Regions from separate parts of the Mus musculus genome. Here region 1 is linked to region 2. A link is a loop called in an ENCODE intact Hi-C map of the cell type or tissue named here. Cell type or tissue: heart. All regions are shown on one strand. Each heading gives the region's core, and the rest is flanking DNA. Links, peaks and the distances in the headings are about the cores only. Region 1 holds the start of Gm34542 (a long non-coding RNA gene). Region 2 has its middle 51 kb from the start of Gm34542.

Evidence for each region. Peaks named below come from ENCODE experiments on the same cell type or tissue, not always from the same donor. Only the 100,000 strongest peaks of a DNase experiment are listed, where the experiment ranks them.
Region 1: a loop joins it to region 2, with 2.7 times the contacts of the local background. A loop is called at or near these places in 4 of 42 quality-filtered maps.

Annotation. Positions count from the first base shown.
Region 1 is chr2:170,313,569-170,325,702 of GRCm38, reverse strand. Gm34542 (a long non-coding RNA gene) reads right to left here and starts at 6,478. Exons shown (of 3, transcript XR_375322.3): 1 at 6,219-6,478; 2 at 3,812-3,935; 3 at 2,302-2,478. In heart, for the core only: a CTCF peak has its summit at 6,313 (motif pointing right); DNase peaks (open chromatin) are centred at 3,432, 6,312 and 8,712; H3K4me3 peaks cover 1,749 bases; H3K27ac peaks cover 2,924 bases.
Region 2 is chr2:170,262,395-170,274,528 of GRCm38, reverse strand. No RefSeq gene overlaps it. Among named protein-coding and RNA genes, the nearest start is that of Gm34542, 51 kb to the left of the region's middle. In heart, for the core only: a CTCF peak has its summit at 7,982 (motif pointing right); a DNase peak (open chromatin) is centred at 6,198; H3K4me3 peaks cover 1,388 bases; H3K27ac peaks cover 2,167 bases.

The sequences.
Region 1 (12,134 bases), core at 1,961-9,960, 51 kb before region 2:
GGGCATTAGAATTCATTAAAGACTGTTGTTAACTATTATGTGGTTGCTAGGAATTGAACTCAGGACCTCTGGGAGAGCAGAGAGTGCTCTTAACCGCTGAGCCATCTCTCCAGCCGCCTATGCTTAATATTCTTAAGATCCCCTTTTTTTCCCCATAAGAGCTGCAAGTCTAAATTTGAATGTGAAAGTTCACGTTTCCTTAAGAGTTGAAAATAAATTTAAAAGAAGATTTAATCCCACGTGGTTAATAAAGCACGCTTGTACAGTGGCTCTGCTGCCAAGACATCAGATGTAACTCCTATCTCAGACAAACTCGTCCTTCCTGAAACCTTCCTCTTCTGAATTGTGCCCTGCGAATCCGGAACCAACCTCATGATTCTGCCTGGGGGTTGCTCCAGAATGAATCGCAGCACAACCCTTCCATCCCCACGGCCCTCCCTGAATTGTACCCGTCTCAGAGCATCCTAACTGGCTTTCGTTAGTGCCTAGGGGACACTCCTCCATTCTAGAACACCCTTGCCATTGATACTGTGACAGGAGGGGTGGAGAAGGAGAAAGAGGAAGAGGAGGGGGAGAAGGGAGAAGGGAGAGGGGAGAGGGGAGAGGGAGAAGGAAGGAGGAGGAGGGAGAAGGAGGAAAGAGGAGGGGGAATGAGAGGGGAGGAGGAGGGAGGCAGGAAAAGAGTAGGGAAGGAAAACTACAGTGGAGGAGGAAGAAGGGGAGAAGAGGAAGAAAGGGAGAAAGATAATGAAACCAAGAAGACAAGGAAAGTGGAGAAGGAAGAGGAAGAAGATTGAAGAGAAACGGTGAGAAGGGTACTGGAGAAATGGCTCAGGGGTTAAGAGCACTGGCGGTCCTTCCAGAGGCCCCAGCAACCACATGGTGGCTCGAAACCATCTCTAATGGAACTTGACGCCCTCTTCTGGTGTGTCTGAAGACAGCTACAGTGTACTCGCATACATTAAATAAATAAATAAATAAATAAATAAATAAATAAATAAATAAATAAATAAATAAAATCTTTTGTAAAAATAGTAAGAAACAGTGAAGAGGGAGAAAATGGAGAAGGAAGGAGGAGGAAGTGAGGAAAGGGGAAGAGATGGAAGAGGAGGGGAAGTATCCAAGTCCTCCCAACGAGTCAGTACTCTGTTGTCCCCAAAGCCGTGGTGCCAATCGTGAGCTCCTTCGATTCGATTGATCGAGCGTTATACGTTTTATCCATATTTATCAAATCGGATTTCAGACATCCGGCTTTCATGAAAGAGCACGGTGTCTTCAGCCTCGCTATAACCAAAAGGTTAGGGGCACTTTGCAGTCTTCAGCTTGGAGCCACTTGACTGCCTGGCTGGGAAGGCAGAAGGCAGGTTACAAATCTTGAGGCGCTGACTACAGCTTAGGAGACCAGAGCGCTAAGCCCCGCCCCCAACTCTTCCTTCACTCCAGTCCTGCCTCCCCGTGCTAATCACAGCCGCCTGACAAAGATGCCGCTTCCGACTCGAGCACAAGCTCCACGCGGCCGCCGCCGCACTGCCATGGCTTTCGAGTCACTTCAATCAAAGTGGACTTTCGCCATGCTGAGGGGGGCTTTCCTGAGGCTCAGTAAGTCTCTCCTCAGAGCACTAATGAAGCTGGACTTTGTCTGGACAGCATGTTTGGGTTGAAGACATTGCTTCATGAGGTCGTCTTTTACTTCTTCGGAGCACTGCACTCAGCTCAGAGTCCAAGGGAAGAAGACAGCTCCTGGCAGACAGGCACGCCTCGGTCCCTTGTGCACTGCTTACATTCTTCAAAAGCACAGACACCCAGAAGGAGCACACGCATCTCCCCTCAACTCTTATCCTCGATTGCATGTAATATATATAAAATCCTTGTTTTATGCTGTGATAAGTAGTTACGAAATAAAGCTGCTAAAATGAATAATTAAATGTATTTGGGGGGATGGGGAGGAGATTCGTAGTTAAGAGGAGGCTTGTTGCTCTTGCAGAAGACCAGAGTTCTGTTCCCAGCACCCACATCAGGCAGCTCAGAACCATGGATAGCTTTAGCTCCAGGAGATCAGGTCCCCTCTTCTGGTGTTCTCCGGCACCAGCGACATGTGGTATACACACAGGCACACACACACAAGCATACACACAAATAAAAATAAAGTTTTGTTTTTGTCTTTACAAGAATAAGTTAAAAAGATGTATCTACCTGATTTATATTAAGGCTTTTCAAAGTGGTAAAGTCTACTAGACACCTAGCCGTATCCTGTCTCCCTTCTTTTTTGGTCAGAGAGTAGCAATTGTTGTGTGGAAGGGATTTAAAACTACACGTCACAACCTCCTTTATTAAACAAATAAGAGTGCCATTTAAGAGTCCTCTAGCCCATGAGATGCCAGAAGTGGTTGGTAGGTAGCTTCCCAAACATTTCCTTAGAAGTGAAGGTGGATCCTGTGTAGGTGGCTGCAAACTGGTAGATTCGGCATGTCCCCCTTCCTGTGACATGGAGCAAAAGGAATGATCTTGAACTGTCATCATCTGCCTCCAGAGAGCAAAAAGCAATCTTCCCCAAGCTGCTTGGACCTGCATTTTCCTTTTATACACAACTAAACCGAGTAGTGCTGTTCAAAGCTACTTTGAATAAATGAAGAAGAAAGGGAAGGTAGGTAGGGCTGGAAAAGGAGGAGGAGGAGAGGGAGGAAGGAGAAGAGGATGAAGAGGAAGAGGAGGATGAGGAGGAGGAGGGAGGGAGGGAGGAAGAGGAGGGAAGAGGAGGGGGGAGAAAGAGAAGAAGGGGGAGAAAAAAGAGATTGGGAGGAAAGGGGAGGAGTACAGAGGAGGGGAGGGGAGGAGGGGGTGAAGAGAAGAAGAGGGGGAGGAGGGAAAAGGAGGAGAGGAAGGTCAAGGAGGGGAGGGGAGGAGGAGAGGAGGGGGAGGAGGAGAGAAGGAGGAGGGAAGATCTTTTCTTCCTTGACTAGCCCAATAAATCAGCAAGGTGGAAGGAGGTACTAATTAAGTGATAGCTGTAAGTAAATGATTTTATTCATAGCATCTCAATTTCTTCAGGTGTGCTTTTCACCATTTCTGTCTTTTAGTTCAAATAAACTCCAACATGAAAATCAATCTGCTGTGCATTTAAAGACACCTACACAGAAGGTCTGAATCATTTGCCAGATTTAAGCCCCAAATTTTATTTCCATTTTGGCTGAAAGCAAACTGTTCCTTTTAGGGCTTGGGAGCCTCTCGGTTTCCCACATTGAATGACATTCTAGGTTTTTGTGTAACCTCCTCTGCTCCGCACATTCTAGATAACTGCTACAATCACTAACTTTCTCATAGCCCCACCCCCACCCCTGCTGTGCTGTCTCTGGGGATGTGGCCCTTTCCAGTGGCTGTGGCTGTGGATTATCTGAGTAATTGCTTCAGTTCCTCGCTTGTTTTTGAGCTGAGGGCCAGCCTGACCTCAGGGCCCACTGCAAATGACTCAACAGTCAAAGTGAGAGTTTCGTCACTAAATGTGGCCCTGTTTGCTGTAGCTGTTTTCTCTCTCCCAGATTACTCAAATACCATCTGGCTAAAGTCAAGTTGTCTCAGAACCCACAGAATCTCTACCACGGGCTCTGTAGGACCTCTGAAAACTCAGCCATGTTGCAATCTCCTTTGGAGACTATGCAATGATTGCATGCTGTCAGCCCAGCCTCTCCTTCTGCCTCGCGTCCTCCCAGGACCCTGTTGCCTCCTGCTAACTACTGTGTATGCCTTATCTCCCCACAACCTTTGCTAAGCCAGAAGTCAAACTAGAGGCCACTTTCCCAAGTGCCCCATTTACCTTCTTTTCCTTCTGACAGTTCCAGATAAATCCTCAGCAGACTGTCTTTCCCCATCTAACACAGCTCCACCGTGTCTTTGGGGACTTTGTGACATCACCCAAGAATGTATCCTTAGAAACAAAACTGCAAAACCCAGAACACCAGGAGACAATTAAAGAAATTTTCGATGGTGAGATCACAAGTAGTAGAGACTTCTCCTTAACGGGCAGCAACTTTCACGCACTCAGCACTCTCCTGAGGCAGTTTTGCAAACAAGTTAACAATACCCTTTTCTGACCGCTCAGACCATCTTTAAGACAGAGCCTGTTTTGAATGAACAGTGTACAGAATGTACAGTATGCCACCAGGCTTTGGCGGTCCCCAGGGAAAGATAAAGGAAGATGTGTCCAAGAGGAGCCTTCCTCTTTCTCTTTCTCTTTCCCCTTTTTTCTTCTCTCTCTGGCTCTTTGTGTCTCTCTCTCTCTCTCATTTCATTTCTCCTTTCTCTCTTTCATCTCTCTTTCTTTCTCTCTTTTCTCCATCCTTTCCTCTCTTTTCCTATTTCTTCCTCCCTCTCTCAAATTCTGTCTTTTATCTCGCTCATTTCTTTCTCCCTTTCCTCTTTCTCATTTCTTCTTTCTCGCTTTCCTCATTTTCCATTTTCCCTTCCTCTCTCTTTTCCTTTTTCTCTCTTCCTCCCTCTCTCGCATTCTGTCTTTTCTTTTCTCTCTCTCATTTCTTTCTCCCTTTCCTCTTTCTCATTTCTTCTTTCTCGCTTTCCTCATTTTCCTTTTTCCCTTCCTCTCTCTTTTCCTTTTTCTCTCTTCCTCCCTCTCTCGCATTCTGTCTTTTCTTTTCTCTCTCTCATTTCTTTCTCCCTTTCCTCTTTCTCATTTCTTCTTTCTCGCTTTCCTCATTTTCCTTTTTCCCTTCCTCTCTCTTTTCCTTTTTCTCTCTTCCTCCCTCTCTCGCATTCTGTCTTTTCTTTTCTCTCTCTCATTTCTTTCTCCCTTTCCTCTTTCTCATTTCTTCTTTCTCGCTTTCCTCATTTTCCTTTTTCCTTTCCTCTCTCTTTTCCTTTTTCTCTCTTCCTCCCTCTCTCGCATTCTGTCTTTTCTTTTCTCTCTCTCATTTCTTTCTCCCTTTCCTCTTTCTCATTTCTTCTTTCTCGCTTTCCTCATTTTCCTTTTTCCTTTCCTCTCTCTTTTCCTTTTTCTCTCTTCCTCCCTCTCTCTCATTCTGTCTTTTCTCTCTTTCCTCTCATTCTCCGCTCTTCCTGTTGCACAGCTGCAGATGGACCAGGAGACCCCAAGTGTGTCCAATCACCGGCCCCACCTGAGCCACACCTTCATCTTTACTATTACTACTAACACCGCACCAAGTGTCAAAATTGAGCTCACTCTATATGTAGCCCAGGCAAGCCTTGACCTTGCGCGCCTCCTGCCTCAGCCTCTGGCGTAGTAGGGATTAACCAAAGCCACTTGAGATTTTCTTCAGTCAATAAATCCTTACTGTATATGATGGCAACACACTCCTGAGTCCAGTACTTAGGAAACTGGAGGAGGAGAATTGCCATGAGTTTGACGCTAGCTTGGCCTACCTAATGAGTATTCGTCTCTAAATAAATACATAAAGAAGTCTTATCAGTGCCTCTCCCAGCAAGCCCTGCATGGGGCCTCAATGCTGTGGTGGGTGGGGATTCTGGTTGGCTATTGCTAATAATATACCCAGAACCTAAGTCCAACACACTAGCTGCTGGAGCAGTATTCTCAACCTTCTTACAGTAAATGTTAAGGTGATACCCCCCCACACACACACACACGCACCATAAATGCATTTCATTGTTACTTCATAGCTGCAATTTTGCTACTGTTATGAATAACAACGTAAAAATGTCTGATATGCAGAAAAGTGGGGGATCGTGACCCCCAGGTTGAGAACCGCTGTGCTAGACACGTGTTACTACCTGGAAGTGATTGTATAGTCATGAAAGTGAAAATGCCATTTCTTCACTTGTATAGCCTTTCTTTTCCGTGTTGGTTGGAGTTATTATGTCGGATAGGACAAAGAATGTTCCTACCAGCCTAGATTCTCTGCATGGCGCTGGAATCAACAGTCAGATTCCAGCGGACATTCCTGGATTCCTTCTGCTGGGTCACTCAGTGCGGCTTTCTCCAAACCTTTGTCTTGTAGGATTGGAGAAGTTAGCACGTTTTCCTCGCCCCCCGCCTCCCGCCCCTCCCTCCTCCCTCTCTCCCCATCCCTCCCCTTCTCCTCTGACCCTCTCCCACCGTCTATCAAACCCAACGAAGAAGAGAAAAACAACCTAAGTGATTTCACTGATTGTCACTCAGTCCACCACCAACGCCAAAAAAAAAAAAAAAAAAAAAAAAAAAAAAAAAAAAAAAAAAAAAAAGCAGGACTGACTTTAGTTCCGCGTTTCCGTTCCCGTCATGCACCAGAGCCCGTGTGCACCAGGGAAGGTTGCTAGCACGGTCCTCGCCCCCAGCAAGCTGCCTTCATCTCCCCAGCAGAGGGCAACTGCGTTTCAGCTTCCTGATGGAGAGTGTTTACACCGCCGTTGCTGGGGGGTGGGGTTTAAAGATGGAGTGGGCGTGTGTGTGTGTGTGTGTGTGTGTGTGTGTGTGTGTGTGTGTGCGCGCGCGCGCTTCCAGTGATACTCTGCGTATTGAACGGCAATGCAGGGTACCAGATAATTCTGGCTATCTGAAGGGCAAGCCGTGGGAGCTTGGCGAGCAAAGTCCTACTTCACAGGAAATTCACGCCTGGCATTCCAGGACAGCACAGGGACCTGGCCCAGGGACTCTGCAGACCCTGTTCTGTGGTACTCTTATTAAGGAGGGAGTGTCAAGTCAAGCTGGAGACAACCAGGCAGCACTTACGGCCTCAGAGACAGACACAGATGCCCTTTCTTGGGATCAGACTGGGTCTGGAGGGCAGGCCTGTCAACAGCTGGACAACTTATTCACTTCTGCCAGGCCACAGCATGGCGGTGGCTATACAAGAGGACATGCCAGGGACTAAAGGGGCTACAATATTCACGAGCTCCTCTCTGAAGACCTGCACTAGCCCATCTCCCTTCCCCAGTGGCTCTGTCTCGGTCATCATCTCCCTCAACAAGACTCTCAGCACAAGGATATGAAGACAGACAGGTACCTGGGAAGGTGGGAGAGGGAAGAAGAGAAGAAGGAAGACTATGTAGGTGACATACACATATTCAGGTGACACGGAACTAATTATGTTGTAACTAAAAAGAAAATTCAAAGCAAATCAAGGATATATCTGATATCCTTAAAACACATATCCAGAAGGGCTGGGGACTTTGATACCAAAGTCAGACTCACATCTGTAATCATATTACCCGGTAGACTGAGACAGGGAAACTGAATTCAAACCCAGCCTGAGCTATATAGAGTGTGATTCTGTCTTGGGGAAAAAGAAAGCAAAATAACATAAAATTTAATATACATGAAAAGAAAGCTGGCTGAAGAAACAAGCTCAAAGCCCTGGATCCTGTCCTGATGTCCAAGAAAATAAAGTCTCAAAGACCTGGAGAAACGACCAAAGGTTAAGAGCACTGGCCGCTCTCGAAGACTAAAGGCTCATTTCCCACAATCTACTCTATGGGTAACAAGTGTCTATAATTCCAGTTCCAAAGGATCTGATGCCCTCTTCTGGCCTCCATAGGCCCTAGGAACACCTATGGTGTACACAAATATATGCAAGCAAAATATTCATACGCATACAACTAAAAGAACATTTACTAAAGATGTAGCAAGACAGCACCGGGCACAGCTGGATATGGGGATTCATCGCTTTTGACTTCGAGCAGTTGGCTTGGGTGGGTCTCCTCTCTAAGTCAGCCCCTGCTGGCTTCACCTTGATGCCCCCTTATTTTTAAACCCCTGTTCATCTAGACAGGACTAATGTGTGGCCAGGCCTTGGGCTCAACACTTTGGCTTCTTTCTGCAGAAATCTTTCAGGATCACCAAGAACTGCTAAGTCCATGTGAACCCAAAGAAACTGAAAGTCTTCCCACACAATTCCTGGCAGTGTGTCTGAGATAAGTAGAACCTTGTGACAGTGAAACAGTGCAAAATAGAACTCTGTGTGTGTGTGTGTGTGTGGTGTGTGTGTGTGTGTGTGTGTGTGTGTGTGTGTGAGTGTGTGTGTGTGTGTGTATGAGAGTGTGTGTGTGTGTGTGTGTGTGTGTACATGAGTGTGGTGGTTTGAAGAGCTTTGACCCTCATAGACTCATGCGTTTAAATGGTTGGTCCACAGGGAGTGGCACCGTTAGGAGGTGTGTCTTTGTTGAAGTATGTATGACCTTGTTGGAGGAAGTGTGGGGAAGGGCTTTGATGTTCTATGCTCAAGCTCTGCCCTGTGCAGAAGAGGCAGTCTTCTCCTGGCTGCCTTCAGATCAGGATATAGAACTCTTGGTTCCTCCAGCACCACATCTACCTGCATGCTTCCCACCATGGTGAGAATGGACTGAATTTCTGAACCTGTAAGCCAGCCCCAATTAAATGTTGTCCTTTATAAGAGTTGCTTTGGTCATGGTATCTCTTCACAGACATTAAACTCTCCCTCTCCCTCTCCCTCTCCCTCTCCCTCTCCCTCTCCCTCTCCCTCTCCCACTCCCTCTCCCTCCCCCTCCCCCTCCGCCTCCCCCTCCCCCTCCTCCCTCTCTCTCTGTGTAAGAGAGAGAGAGAAATGGACACAGTGTGTATAGGGTTGTGTATTCACCATGGCCCTCTCTCATGCTGAGTAGTTCCAATCAGCAGCATGCGTGACTGAGGCACACATCAGATGCTGCTGTGACATTTCCGTTTTCACCCTTCCTCTTCTGCTTCTGTACTGCCTGTCACGTTCCCAAACACAGGACAACACTTGGGGCATCTGATTCCACTAGTGACAGTGACATCATGGTCTGCAAAGGGACAGGGTGTCCACATGTCACCCAGGAATGCAGCAGAGTCACAGAGAAGTGTCACAGAACATAAATGAGGAACATCCAGGTAGAAGTAGACACCGAGTACAGGGGGGAACCACTGGATTCTTTTAAAATGTCAGTATCATAAGCAGCAGAGGACAGAGCAGTGGGACCTCCAGAGTCCAGGAGCACACAGGCAGTCCAAGCTTGAGAGGCTGGATGCCACAGGTAATGAAAGGTGTCTCCACACAGACAGGTTCTCCACCCGGCTCGTGTATGTGTGACTTTAGCATAAGTGCAGGCTTACCTTCAAAGCTAGAACAGCTACCGTCAGCATCCCCTCGCTTTGTCACACTCTGGAGAGAGCAGCTCCTGACTCATCGTGACATGTAGTCAAATGAAGAGCCCATATTTGCATCCAAGACAACTCATCAGTACAGAGTCAAGCATCTCTGTCCCTGAGTATTTGCGTAAGTCACCCGAGGTCCAAGAGGCTGGCTGTAAGTTTCCAGATAGCGCAGCCACAAACTTCCCTTGTCAATGCAATTAATCTGATTCTCTTCACTTTAGTCTCAGGCAGACTTTTCAGACAAGGGCAAAAAGTAGCCACATTCTTCACCAAAATACCACAAAAACTGTCTTTATGCCACATTCTGAAATTCTTCTCCTTTGAAATCTCTTAGGCCAGGTCAACACAGTTCAAATACTCCCAGCAACAAAGTCTTCCATATTCCTACTAGGAATTGATGACCCATTAATCTCCATTTAAAGCATTCCACTGTGTTGCAAATCCAAAGTCACCAAATCCACATTCTTTCAAAGGAAAGCATGGTCAGGTCTATCACAGCAATACTGGTACCAACTTCTGCCTTATTTAGGGTTTTACTGCTGTGAACAGACAGCATGACCAAGGCAACTCTCATAAAAACAATATTTCATTGGGGCTGGCTTACAGGTTCAGAGGTTCATTCCATTATCATCAAGGTGGGAGCATGGCAGTATCCAGGAAGGCATGGCGCAGGAGGATGATACCCAGTGGCTCTCAGTTCTTCTGTTTCTTCAACTGGAAGATCTCCCCTACTAACTGCACAAGCCCTGACCCTTCACACTGCTCTTTCGTAGCTTGGAAGTGCTTACCCAGTCTTCCATAGCTGTTTGTCTCTGCACTTCGGGCCTAGCCCATTTGCCCTAGCTCTCTAGGTACTATAGGAGAGCAGGACTAACCTAGAGCAGAGGAGCACTAACCTGTAGGAGAGGAGCACTAACCTATAGGAGAGGAGCACTAACCTATAGGAGAGGAGCACTGACCTATAGGAGAGGAGCACTTACCTATAGCAAAGGAGCACTAACCTACAGGAGAGGAGCACTAACTACATTGTCATTCCAACATGGGTGCTCCCTCTTGGAAAACATGTGTTCTTCAAGGGCAGGGCCCTCCAGAGAACAGCTCCCAACCCACTGGGTTCTGATGCTTCCTGTCCCCTCTGTCACCTGGAAGACTGTTCCCCACTGGTGCTAAATGGTTCATGTCCTTTGGCACATTCTCAGTTCTCACTGCTCTGGGGAGCTCTTTCTAGCTCACTCTTCTTTTCTTTGGTGTATTTTCCTCCGAGAACATATTTCTATCTGGGCATGTGTGTGTGTGCATGCACACACACACACACACACACACACACAGAGGCTACAGAGGGAGCAGCAGATAGGAGCGAATATTTCAGAATCTCATCCCACCACCACTGGGCACCCACATCCCTGAAAACCCCTTAAAAGCCAGGAATTTGTATCTTTCTCAGCACTGTACCCCAGCTCCTGAAGCCAAGCCTGACTTATTAGGTGTTGAGTAGTTATTTTTATTTTTGTTTCCAGATGAGTCTCGGGTAGCCCAAGCTAACCTGAAATTTAAATCTGTAGCTAAGGATGACCTTGAACTCCTGGTCCCCCTGCATCTCCGTCCCGTGTGGGATTACACGCATGCACCACCACGCTTTAGTCATGCAGTTCTGGGCATCACATCCAGTCTGTGCCTACTAGGCAAGCACTCTACCAACTGATGGCCCCAGATGGCCTATACTTCTTGAACAAACGAGCAGAGGTGGATGCATAGTTGGTGCTCCGAAAATGCACAGATAGGAAGACCAGTGTTGGGAGGTTTCACCTGACCCAATTCAAGACCCAGTACAAAGCTACACATGATTGACAGAGCGTTGCTAGCACAGGAAAGATCAGAAAGAGACAACCAGACACAGTCAAGTTTGCTGTTAATTTAATTTTTTAAAGTTAGCGAGTCTTTTCAACAAGACCCTGAAACAACTGGATGTCCACGTGCAAAGACAGGACTCAGCTGAAAGTGATGCGTGAACTTGAAACACTGGTAGAACCAACAACAACTAGAAAACCCATGAGAGAAGCCACAGGAAAACAACCCTGGAACTTTGGATCACTCACATTTTTTCCTATAATTCAAAATCACTACAAAATTTAGTAAATACATAAAACAATCATAAAAATTAAAAATTTTCATCTTCAAAGCTCTCCTCCACTAAGAAAATGAAAAGCATTGGGTGTTATACATGCTGTAATTTCAGCGCTTAAAGCTGGGGACGGGGACTGTGAGCTGGAGAACATCTTGAGATGTACTAGTAATAGTAAGGCCCTGGTAGGCAAGGAGGGAGGGAGGGAGGGAGGGAGGGAGGGAGGGAGCGAGGGAGGGAGCGAGGGAGGGAGCGAGGGAGGGAGGGAAGAAGGGGGAGGGAGGAAAGAAGGGATGGAAGGAAAGAGGGAGGGAGATGGGGGAGGAATGAGGGAGGGAGGGACAAAGAAGGAAGGGAGGGAGGGAGGAAAGGAGAAAGGAGGGAGGGAACAGGGAGGAGAAGAGGACAGAAGGGAGGGAGGAAGGGAGAAATAGACAGAAAAACAAAGGAAAACCATGGAACACAGACTAAAGAAAAGGGTTTTTATTTTAAATATAGTTACTAAATTAATCCTGGGACCCAGGAGACTCAGGTGGAAGGATCATGAGTCTGAGACTAGCTCAGGCCACACAGAAAGGTGCTGTCTCAAAACAACAAGCAAAAGCAAAACAAAGCAAAAAACCCCCAAAACAGTTATAAAAAGCTGCTCATGGCAGAATAAAAAGAAGACATTGTTTTTAACTGAGTAAAGTATTTGAACGGACACATTTACACAGAGAGACAGTAGATCACCAACCAAGCAACGAGTAGTTATTCAAAGTCACCGCCAGTCGCCAGTCGTTAGGGGCATGCAAACGAGAATGCACAATGAAAGGTCACTGCACACAGTAGGACAGCTAACCATTACTGATGGCGCCAGCTGTTGGTAAAGACAGCTGGAGATTCTCACAATGCTTACAGGAGCACAAAACAGTTTGG
Region 2 (12,134 bases), core at 2,052-10,051:
CGCTTTTGGGATCTCTTTTTTTCAGGGCTGGAATTTGCCTCGTATCCAACAAGCAAGTGCTCTTGCATGGAACCCCACACCCCAGCTCAACGATTTTATTTAGGTCCTTAATAGTCAGAAAGAGACTTCCAGCTCCGGACCCCATGGTAAGAGCCTGTGGTTGATGTGTTTATAAAAAGACAGAGAGAGGAGGAACATGTTTGGTGGATGTGTGGGAAGGTGTGGGGGGAGAGAGTGTCTCTGGGGGGCCCTGCTGAGGCAGCCCTTCCCCATGAGGGACCAGCCACACAGTATAGTACAGAATAGAGATTATTCAGGGCCTGGGGAGGGGAGTCAAGAGGGTAGGAGAGGCAGAGAAAGGGAGAGAGAGAGAGAGAGAGAGAGAGAGAGGATAGAGAAGTAGAGACTGGCCTTGAGCACATGGAGAGAGAGGAAGGGGCAAGCAGCCCCTTTTATAGTGAGTCAGGCACACCTGGCTGTTACCAGGTAACTGTGGGGCGGAGCTTAGACAAAAAAACAAAACCTAGCCAGGCGTGGTGTGGTGGTGTGGTGGCACAAGCCTTTAATCCCAGCACTTGGGGGTGGGGGGGTGGGGCAGAGGCAGGTGGATTTCTGAGTTCCAGGCCAGCCTGGTTTACAGAGTGAGTTCCAGGACAGCCAGGGCTACACAGAGAAACCCTGTCTCAAAACAAAAAACACAAAAAAACAAACAAACAAACAAACAAAAAAAACCCCAAACAACCAACCAAACAACCGCTCACAGTGGCTGTGAATATAGTTTGGTGAGAGAGGATTTACCCAACATGCACGGGGCCCTAGGTTAAGGCTATAGTACTGTAAAAAATTAATTTTTTGTATATAACTTAGACTATGTTTTTGCTTTTTATCTTTTTTTTTTTTTTTTTTTTTTTGAGAACTGCCGTGGATTGCTGTCGACATGCAGCCGAAATATAAGGCTAGAGTCTGTGATTGGGCAATGGAAAAGGAAGGCGGGGCTAAGAGTTTCAGCGACAGAGAGAGAGACAGACAGAGAGGAGACAGGGACAAGAGAAGATGGAAGAAGAGGACCAACCGGATCCATGTGGCTTGAAATAGTCACAGGTAGCTATGAGTATCATAGAAGAGCAATAGAATAATATAAGGTAATTTGTCCAATCTAGGAGTACAACTTGTGTTTATATCAATTGAGTTTTGAGTTCTTTGAGTGGGCGTTTTGTGAGTTGAGAATTTACTGTTATAAATCTGACTGATAACTTACAAGCCTCTGCAGTTTTGATTTTACTGGGAACTTGTAACAGCTAGCCACAGGGCGCAGATGGCTGGGAGGATACAGGCGAGCGGTTCAGAGGCAAGCGAATCGCGAAAAATTAAACAGACCACCACATGGGGATAACTATGGGGGTGGGAAGACCACCGAGGCAGGAGAGTAGCCAGCAATAGCTTGGATTGGTTTTTTAATTATTTACATGCAACAAACTGCCTACAGCTATAAAATAAAATGTGATCATAGGGGGCTGGAGAGATAGCTCAGCGGTAAAGAGCACTGACTGCTCTTCCGAAGATCCTAAGTTCAGATCCCAGCAACCACGTGGTGGCTCACAACCATCCTGTAATGGGATCTGACGCCCTCTTCTGGTGTGTCTGAAAACAGCTCCAGTGTACTTACATACAATAATAAATAAATCTTTGAAAGAAAGAAAGAAAGAAAGAAAGAAAGAAAGAAAGAAAGAAAGAAAGAAAGAAAGAAAGAAAGAAAGAAAGAAAGAAGGAAAGGAAGGAAGGAAGGAAGGAAGGAAGGAAGGAAGGAAGGAAGGAAGGAAGGAAAGAGAGAATGTGATCCTATATACCTCTTCTAGTTCCCTCCATCTCTCCTCAAACTGCCCCTTCCCAACTTCATGCATTTCTTTTAATGACCCTCCAAATTTAGTTAGTACAACCCATGTGTGTATACGGTGTGTAGCTGTCCACTGGAGCATGGGAAAACAGTGAGGGCTTCTCCACCCCTCAGCAGCTCCCTGCCAATGATTTGGAGCTGGGAATCATGTACTGTACTGATGCTGGAATTCTGCCTCCTGTGATCTTGTGTAGGTCCTATGCAGGTAACCAACCCTTAGCGCTGTGAGCTCATGAGTACAACAGCCCTGTCACTTCTGCCCTTCCTTCTAGCATATCCCCTGAGCCTTGGTGCTGGCAGGGTCAATACAGATGGTTTCCTTTAGGGCCGAACACTAGCTTCCTTAATCTCTGAACTTGGAAGCGTTACACATCTCTCCATGCCTGCAGCCCGCTGCCAGAGCAAGCTGCTCTGACTGAGGTGGGGAGCGCGCCAGGTCTGTGGGTATAAACATAAACATTTCAAAGGCAATGCGACAACAGGACCATCTTAGCCACTGTTGCATGGCTGTGAAGAGAGACACCATGGCCAAGGCAACTCTTTAAAAGGAAGCATTTAACTGGGGGACTTGGCTTACAGTTTCAGAGGTTCAGTCCATTATCATAAGCGTGGCAGCTTGTAGGCAGCCATGGTGCTGGAGGGGTAGCTGGGAGCTCTGCAGACAGCAGGAAGAGAGGAACCCTGGGCCTGGTGTGGGCTTTTGAAACCCCAAAGCCCATCCCCAGTGACACATTTCCTCCAACAAAGCCACACCTCCTCATCTTTCTAGTCCTTCCCAAACAGTGTCACTCCCTGGTGACTAAGTACTCAAATACATGAACCTATGCAGCACATTCTTATTCAAACGACCACAAGGTCCATTTAGCAAAATAACCTAGCAGATTCCTGGGTCCATGATCTTCTCAACTGAAGGTTTAGATTAGGATATAGTAACAGATTTGAAATCCTCTTCTGTGGAGCAGACTCCAAATCCAGTCAGAAATCAGTCAGATATGCCTCCCCTCCCCCCATCCCCGTAACAGTAATACCATATTTGGGCTCATGGGTACATCTTCCTTAGCAAGCTGATATTTTAGCACATATTGTATTTTTATTGCCCAATAAAATAAGGTTCTAGATTTTATAAACAAGTAAATAAAAGTACATGTGTTGGGGCTGGTGAGATGGCTCAGCAGGGTAAGAGCACTGACTGCTCTTCCGAAGGTCCTGAGTTCAAATCCCAGCAACCACATGGTGGCTCATAACCACCCGTAGTGAGATCTGATGCCCTCTTCTGGTGTGTCTGAAGACAGCTACAGTGTACTTCTTTATAATAAATAAATGTTTTTTAAAAAGTACATGTGTTAAGAGAATCCGTGTACTATAGAAAAGTGGCGCTCAGAACTTGGAGAGAACTGGTCGGGATCTGGAAGTGTGTCTAAGGAACCTTTCTGGGAAACTAATATTTGAGAAATCAGTAATAGATAACGGTATTATCAGTTCCAATAGATAATAGATAAATCTTGCTTTCTAGAACAGTTCATGGTCAGCGTTCTCCACGCTACCATCAGTAGCATCGGGTAGAGAAACCACATGCTGTAAATAGGGGCTGAAGAGATGGCCCAATAATTAAGAGCACTTGCTGGTCTTCCAGAGGGACTCAAATCACGCTCCCAGCACCCACACCAAAAGGCTGACAATCAACTGTAACCTCAACTCCAGGACTCCAAAGACTTCTGCACTTATGCGCACACAGACACAGACACATAAATGAAAGTGAATCTTTTATTATGTGGTGGGAATATCTATGAGATTCCTCTAGACTTAGAAGCCGGGACTAGTTTGTTCCTGTAAATGACCCAGAGAATAATTTTTCTGAAGCACAAGTATAAAGACTGAACAAATAGATTTTCCTTCCTCTGTAGCTATCAGCAGCCACAGGGTGTGTTTTTATTTAATTCTGATAAAATAAATCCCTACCTCTGATGACAACAGAGATAGGGCACAATCAACACTCTGTGTCCATCGAGGTCATATCCAACATCATCGTACTTCCTGTATCTACAGAATAAGCACACAGTCATGGAAATTCTGTTTATATAGTGTCTCGATCCTCTTTAAATCCCCTCCATAGGAGTGTGACTACTACCGGCTTGGGGAATTTGAGCTCCTCTGCGAGGTACACTGTAAGAACTTAAACCCTGATTAGACAGAAATGAAAGTAAACACAGGGTGAAGCCATGGGGCCTGTTGAAACTGTAAAAAGCCCTTGAACTTTGATCGTGCCTAGTGCACCCCATCTGAGAGCTGTTTATTAGAATAGCCTGTCACTTACAGGTGCCACGGGCCCCCTACCTTCCAGCAAGCTTGACAATGAACTCTGGGTTCATTTGGTATTGGAACAGTGAGATTTTGTGCAGGGCTCAAAGGCTGTATTTTAGTGGGTTCAAATCCAATAAAATAAATCCTTGGAACGTTTTTTCACCGAGAACCCTGGTCATGGCAAAGATCACATGTGCTGACACCACACCCCACACACCGAGCCTTGATACAGAGCAGGCAAACCGACTGCTAAGAATCAAGACTGTTCCTACCACTGAGAAAATATTCCTCTGTTTTCTTAATTCCCAGATTTGTGGTTTTATGGGAGCCGAAGCACTTAGCTCCAGTCCCCAGTCTGTTTTCCTTTTCTACTCCGCACAAAAGAAGGTCAAAGAACATTTGCTTTCTTGTTGTTTTTTGCTTAGATATTGTGTGTATGAGTATGAACAATGGTCCTGTGGGTTCATACACATATGTGTGCCCACGCACATGTGTGTGTACATAAGTGTTCAGAAGTCAGAGGACATCAAAAACTATCCACCTTGGATTTTTGTTTGTTTTGTTTTAAGATGTATAGCTGAGTGCGGTGGTGAACTCCTTTTAGACCCAGCAGTTAAGAAGCAGGTGGATCTGTACATGAGTTCAAGGCCAGCCTGGTCTGCAAAGTGAGTTCTAGGACAGCCACAGCTACATACACAGAGGAACCCTGTCTCAAATCACTTTTAAATTTTTTTCTTTTTATTATTTTCTTAATTACCAGTCTGTGCTTATGAGTGGTTGTGTCCACACATATGTAGGCACTCATGACAGCCAGACCTCCGGGAGGTGGAGTAACATGTGGTTTCCTCACATTTGTGCTGGGAACCAAACTCGGGTCCCCTACAAGAGCAGCTAAAGGCTTTTAATGACTGAGTCACACACCTTGTTATGGTTTGGGGAAAAGGACTGATTGTTTATTGGTTGGTTGGTTAGTTGGTTGGTTCTTTTTGTTTTTAGACAAAGTCTTTCCGTGTAGTCCCGACTGTCCTGGAAATCACTGCATAGCCCAGGCTGGCCTCCATCTCTCGGAGATCCACCTGCCTCTGCCTCCCAAGTGCTGGGATTAAAGGCGTGTGCCACCACTGCCCAGCCCAAAGCTCCTAAGCAGGCTGGATAGCTGGTACAGCAAGCCCTTGGGATCCTCCTTGCCTCTGGTACCTCAGCTCTGGGATTATAGACGTAGGTCACCATGCCTGGCATTGTACATGCATTCTCAGGAATCAAACTCAGGGCTTTATATCTGTGCATCAAGCAGTTTGCCAACTGAGCCGTCTCCCCAGCCCCTGCTGAATTTCCTTGTTTCCAGCTTTTCCCTAGTGACTCAAAAATAAAAGAGTAGCCATTGGCTTCCTGGTCAGTCTGTGAGCGGTGACTCACTTAGATGAAGTATTTTGGGAGACATTATCTATGGGAATCGGGAGAAATCTGTTCCAGTCACTTGTATGTTAAGCTTTAAAAATGGGGTGTGGTCAGAGTTCTCGGGGAACCTTGAAGAACCATTTGAGTTATTATTCCCAGGCCCGTGCTTATAAAGGTCAAAGCTTGCAATAACCAATCCTGCTCACTATGTGTGGTCAATATATGTGATCTGAAAACACACTGGGAGAAGCGCTGTGATTCTACCCACCGGCTCCACCCCAGTGCACACACTCTAATCTATCTCCCCTCTTGACACACGTGTCTCCAAAAGTCTCCAAATGTAAGATCTGTTCTCTACTCAGAACAAAACCAGTAAACAAAACCCCAATGGACTCAGCAACCAACTTGCAACCTCCTAGGCTATGCCAGTATTTTGTCCAGAAGGAAGGAAGTCCTTGTAGCCCAAGAGAAAGAGATGGGAGATTCTCTGGCAAGTCAGCAGGCAGAAGGTTGATATCGGCTGCTGGCTTTTGTAATTTCCAACTGTAGAAACCGGCAGGCAGTCGGGGCAGATCTCCCGGGTCCTATTAGGTATAAGAGTGTTATTTCCACTCCAAAACCAGGCTGCCTCTGGGTGAGTGGGTGGACACGGGAATGTTGGCCCCTCCCTGACAACAGAAAGGATTCCGCTGGGATCCTGTTCCCAGACTGTAAACACTGAAGCGCCTCTCCAAACACATAATAAAAATCAAGACCCTGCCCCCATTCTTTTTTTTCCTGTGCTATGCATGATTCAAATTTAAATCCTGATAAATATCAGCGTGGAGCCTCCAACTTCATAAACACTGGAATTTTCCAGAATGCACACAAAAGCTTCTGGTGAGAAGATAGCATCCTGGGAGACGTTTTTACAACTTCTACAGTGTATGTGTTCCCTGTCGCAATTTTTTTTTTTGTGTGTTGTTGTTTTGTTTTGAGACAGGGTCTCCTGTAGCCCTGGCTGGCCTTGGACTTACTAGAAAGCTGGGGGTGGACTTGAACTTCTGATCCTCCTGCTTCTGCCTCCCAAACGCTGGCAGGACAGTGGAGCCCACTACTCCTACAAGGTTCTGTTGACTGAGCTCAGGGCCTCCGCCTGCTAGGTGAGCATTCTAACAGCTGACTCCCAGCCCCTGCAACAAGGTTCAGAAGTAAAACAACTAAAACTAAAAACCTCCTAAGGGGCAATGACAATAACTAATGTCACCTCCCTGCCCCCCCCCCAAAAAAAGCCTGTCTCTACAAGTAGAAAGAACAAACTTGGTATCTCTAAGTGCAAACAGCAAGGAGAAGCTTAATAAATTACAAATCTAATCAGAATCAAAGCACATTTACTCCTAGAGGCAAAAGCAGAAATTTTCCCTCAACTGCCTTACATCAAAAAGGCCAATTTTCTCCTGCTCACTTAGGAAGGAACCCGTCCTGGAAGTCTCTCTTCAGACAGGAGTCATTAAGCCGCTGCCTCTGACACCGGATTAGGTCATTTGTTTCTGGACTGCTTTTCCGCCCTTCGCTTACAACTGGGCTCCACAATTTGTTCCAACGTTTTCTGGCTTTTCCGATGTGTTCAGACAAAGACCAGGAGCTTAAATCTCCCCGATTTAACTGGTTGGAGTGTTAGCAAGAGGGAACGGAGTCACAGAATTGAGACTATATTCGGTGCGTTTCATTGGGACATAATTTCTGTCTCCACGAGGGAACAGTTGTGTTGGTTCTAGGAACCACTGAACTGTAAATAAGCCCTACCTTACCCCTCTGTTTTTTCAACACCGGGAACGCAAGAGATTGGCAATAAACCAGGTGAGCAAAACTTACCTCTCAGAACGATCTAAAAAAATGAAAAAGGATCCCTTTTACCATAACATTGCTCTCTCTGTGTTAGCCAACAAATGAAAAGGAAGCGGGGAGGACGAGGAGGAGGGGGAGGGGGAGAGAAGTAAGGCTTTGATTCTAAAAGAAATCACTCAAGTGTGCCTCTTAGTCAAATAATTGAAGAACGAGCTTAAATAACACCCCAACTCCCTGGCATTTTGGAGTCTCACATACATCATTAATTGGTCTGGCATCATTAATCGTCTTTAAGATTGGCGACAACCAGGACGGAAGAGATCAAATAACCGAAGACAGATCACGCACCTAGCGCAAGGTGTGGCCAAACCGGTCTTGGCGTTCCTTTCTGTTTACAATACGCCTCGGGAAGTGGGCTTCTCAGTTCCTCCGGATCTGGGACTGTATCCATAGACAACTCACAGGCTTACAAATAAATATGTCTGGGTTGGTTTTTTTCTCTCTCAAGATTTATTTATTTTTATTTTATGTGTATGAGTGTCTGCCTAAATGGCTGTACATCATGTGGTGCAGTGCCTTGGGAGGCCAGAAGAGGGCGTCAGATCCTCTGGAACTAAAATTACATGGGTAGTCAGGAGGGGCAGTGTGGGTAGGGTATTGGGATCAGAAGTTGAGTCCTCTCCAGGAGCAGCCAGTGCTCTTAACCACTGAGCCATCTTTCTAGCCCCATTTTTTAAAATATTTATTTATTTATTTATTTATTTATTTATTTATTTATTTATTTAATGTATGTAAGTACACTGCCGATCTCTTCAGACACACCAGAAGAGGGCATCAGATCTCATTACAGATGGTTGTGAGCCACCATGTGGTTGCTGGAAATTGAACTCAGGACCTCTGGAAGAGCAGTCAGTGCTCTTAACCGCTGAGCCATCTCTCCAGATGTTACCCATTTTTATGAATTCCCTTCTAGAATTATTTTGAAGGAACTGTAAACGGCCTCAATGACTTTCAGTCACGGCTGAGGTTAGCAGTAAGGCTGTGTACACCCCTCGGGACATTAACAGTGTAGGAGCCATTGGCTTACCAGTCTCCATTCCCATGGGAAACTACTTCCTAAATTTGAGAGCTAGATATGAACTCCGGACCTTCGGAAGAGCAGTCGGGTGCTCTTACCCACTGAACCATCTCACCAGCCCTGATGGGACTTTTAAAGAGGTGGTCATGGTTAAGAGGTCTTCAAGTTGCTGGGGGCGTGTCCAAGGCTGGCAACAGAGCCAGCCAACCACAGACTGGAATCTCTGAAACTAAATGAGCCCAAGCAAACCTTTCTGCTTTATAAAGCCATTGTCTCCAGTATTTGTAATAGTAACAGAAAGCTGACCAGTGAGTTTTTTCCTGTGTGATGCTGACAGATCTCGCACACACTAGGTTAGTAACCTAGCACTGAGCTACAACTCAAGTGTAGAGCGCTTCTACATTCTTACTCCATCTGTGGCGCTGGAGGGGTCACTTCCTCCCGCAAGGGGCATTTGGAAACATCCAGAGACCTTTTAATCTGTTATGAGGAGAGAGGGGGGTTGTTCTACCTTCTCTCCTTCACGGGGCCACACTCAACCTCACCAAAGTGTTCTGCCTCCCAGAACAGCCATGCCTAGGGTGATCCTGTGAATGCCTTAGGAGAAAGTTAGGTGATCCTGTGGGGCTGGCCCTCCTTTGACCTTTGAACCAAGATGACTCCTGCATGTCCCCCAGCTTGGCCAGCAAGAGTCTCTTCCCCAGGACTCTACTAGAGATGCTTAGGAAAGATGTCAGTTTCTCTGAGATCAATGGTTGCCCAGACTGGCAAAGGTAAGGGAGAAGCAAGAGAAATTAAAAGGCCCAGGGTCAGGGAAACACAGGACTCTTTGTTGGTGTTTTTATTTCATTTTTGATTGACATGTAAGTACAGTTACTTATGAGCCATGATGTGATGTTCCCACAAGGGTGAATCAGGCCCCAAGTCCTAGGCTTTTGAGACAAGTGTGCCTGTAAATCCCATCTCTGGAGGAAGATTTGTCTTATGGGTTTTATATAAGCTGATCTGAACTGGCCTTCTGCAGTTTTTCAAGCAAGGGTCTTGACTAGTGCAGAAACTAATCAGTGAATATTGCTCTTATGAGAATGCTAAGGCCGGTGAGACGGCTTGGCAAGCAAAAGCACTCACTGCTGAGCTGGGGAACTAAGTTCAGTTCCCAGCAGCAGAAGAAGACAACCCACCAAGTTGCTCTCAGAGTTCCACACTCATACCATAGCAAGCATACACACACACACATACACACACACACATACCCCACAGCATGCACACACACACCACATCGTGCACACACACATCCTACATACCACACACACACACACACACACACACACATGTACGTACACACACACACACACATACACACACATGAATAAATGAATGTAATGAGTTGTAGTGTAGCTCATTGATAAAAATGAAAAACACTAAGGCTAGACATGACGTAGCTAGTTCAGCAGTCAAGAGCACCAGCTGCTCTTCTGGTAGACAAGAGGTTCCATTCCCAGTGCCCACATAGCAACTCACAACCATCTGCAATTCCTGTCCCAGGGGCTCCCACATCCTCTTCTGGTCTCTGGGACATAAAGAACATATCTGGCACATAGACATACATGAAGACAAAACAGACATGCCTATCAAAAAACAAACTAAAGTTAAATAAATATATTTTTAAGCAGCAGAAGGGAGGAAGGAAGGAAGGAAGGAAGGAAGGAAGGAAGGAAGGAAGGAAGGAAGGAAGGGAGGGAGGGAGGGAGGGAGGGAGAGAGAAGAAAGAAAGAAAGAAAGAAAGAAAGAAAGAAAGAAAGAAAGAAAGAGAAATAGGAAGAGAGAAAGAAAGGAAGGAAGAAGAAAGAAAGAGAGAAAGAAAGAAAGAGAGAGAGAGAGAGAGAAGGAAAGGAAGAAAGAAAGATAGAAAGGAAGAGAGGAAGGAAGGAAGGAAGGAAGGAAGGAAGGAAGGAAGGAAGGAAGGAAGGATTATATAGGTGCCTCAGTGTTTTCCAAAGGAATAGAGGCTGTAGCCATCAGCTACTGGTCGCTACTATGACCTACATAAAAAGCCAGGCCACTGCTCTTTTGTAATCCCAGCACTCAGGATCCTTGGAGCTCACTGGCAGCCAGCCTGGCTGCGTTGATAACCAACAGTATCATGAATCCCATTTTACTGATGGGCTCAGCGGCCCAGCTGCTGGTCACACATGTTTCTCCTATGTGTTCTTCAGGGGAGGTCTGGTGTGCGTGGGGGGAGGGGGAGTGCCTCTGTGCAGATGGAGGTCAGAGAAAGATGTCAAGTGTTTTTTCCTTGATCTGTCCTCAGGGGCCGGAGTCCCTTCTGCAGGGCCTCTCCTGAACCTGGAGCATGTTTGTCCACTAGGCTTGTGACTGCAAGACCCAGTGATCCTGTCTCTGTCCTCCTCCTCCAGTGCCAGGGTTTAGGTCCACACCTGGCTTTTTCACATGGGTGCAGAGGTTCACATCTCAGGTCCATTTGCATACGAGAAGTCTAAGCAGGCTCCACAGCCCTGTGTCATGAATACTTTTTAAATTTTTTATGTATTTATTCACTTAAGACAAGTCCTTCCTATGTATCTCACGTTAACCTGAAACTCTCAATAGAGACCAGACTGGCCTTGAACTCACAGAAGATCTCCTCCCTCTGCCTCCTGAGCACTGGAGCTCCTGTCTCCAGCTATTTCCAGGTGTACTCGTGCCAACATGTGCACTGTGGCCTGTGGGTTCCCACAGCATCTACACGTCCACTAAAATTGAAAGAAACCCAGAAGGGGCTTGCTGGGCTAATAGAACCAGCTTTGAATCCCCCACCTCCACCCTACCCCAGGTCTGCTATGTGACCTTAGATCATTATTGAGTCTCTGAGTCTATTTCTCAAGCTGTAAAATGTGTGTGAAGAACAGACCTTAAGGTCTCCCTAGGAGGACTGTTGGCATCAGGTGCAAAGACCCTAGCATGGAGACTTAACTCACAAATATTATCTATTGCTTTTAGTCTCCAGAAAAAAAAAATTTCCAAGAAAGTCCGGTAAGAGGCACTTTAAAACTGTAAGTGTTTATAGCCACGAATAGCGGTGGGGGGGGGGGGGGGGGGAGAGGGCACCTGGAAGCAGGGCCAGTGCCTGACAGCTCCAACCAGAATGACTATACTGGTGGCCAGAGTGTGGGGGAGATTTCCATACTGGTTGGCTAACCGCTACTTCTTAAGCCCACCAAACCTTCTCAGGCCACCCAGGCTGCCTGGGCCCCTCCGTGGAACTATCTGGAGCCTTCCAGGACAGAGCAGATGCAGAGGACCCCTGCTGGTTTCTGAGCCACCCCCCCACCCCCCACCCCCCACCCCCCTTCTACCCTGCTCATCTCTCCTCACCAACAAGAGAACTGCCTTTGTCTATCTGCATGGTTTTGCTTTTGGTTTGTTTTTAATGTTTTGTTTTATGGCTCAAATTTGGAAGCCCTCTGCACGCTGCACAATAGGAGACTAGTTGAATAAATTATGGGTGTTCTTCCTGTGGACTAGCACAGAGCCTTATAAAGAATGAAGTCAACCCAAGATGTCAGCTTGAAAGCCAGCCAGAGTGTATCATTCCACAACCAAGAGTCACCAAAGCATATATGTGCTATAATCACA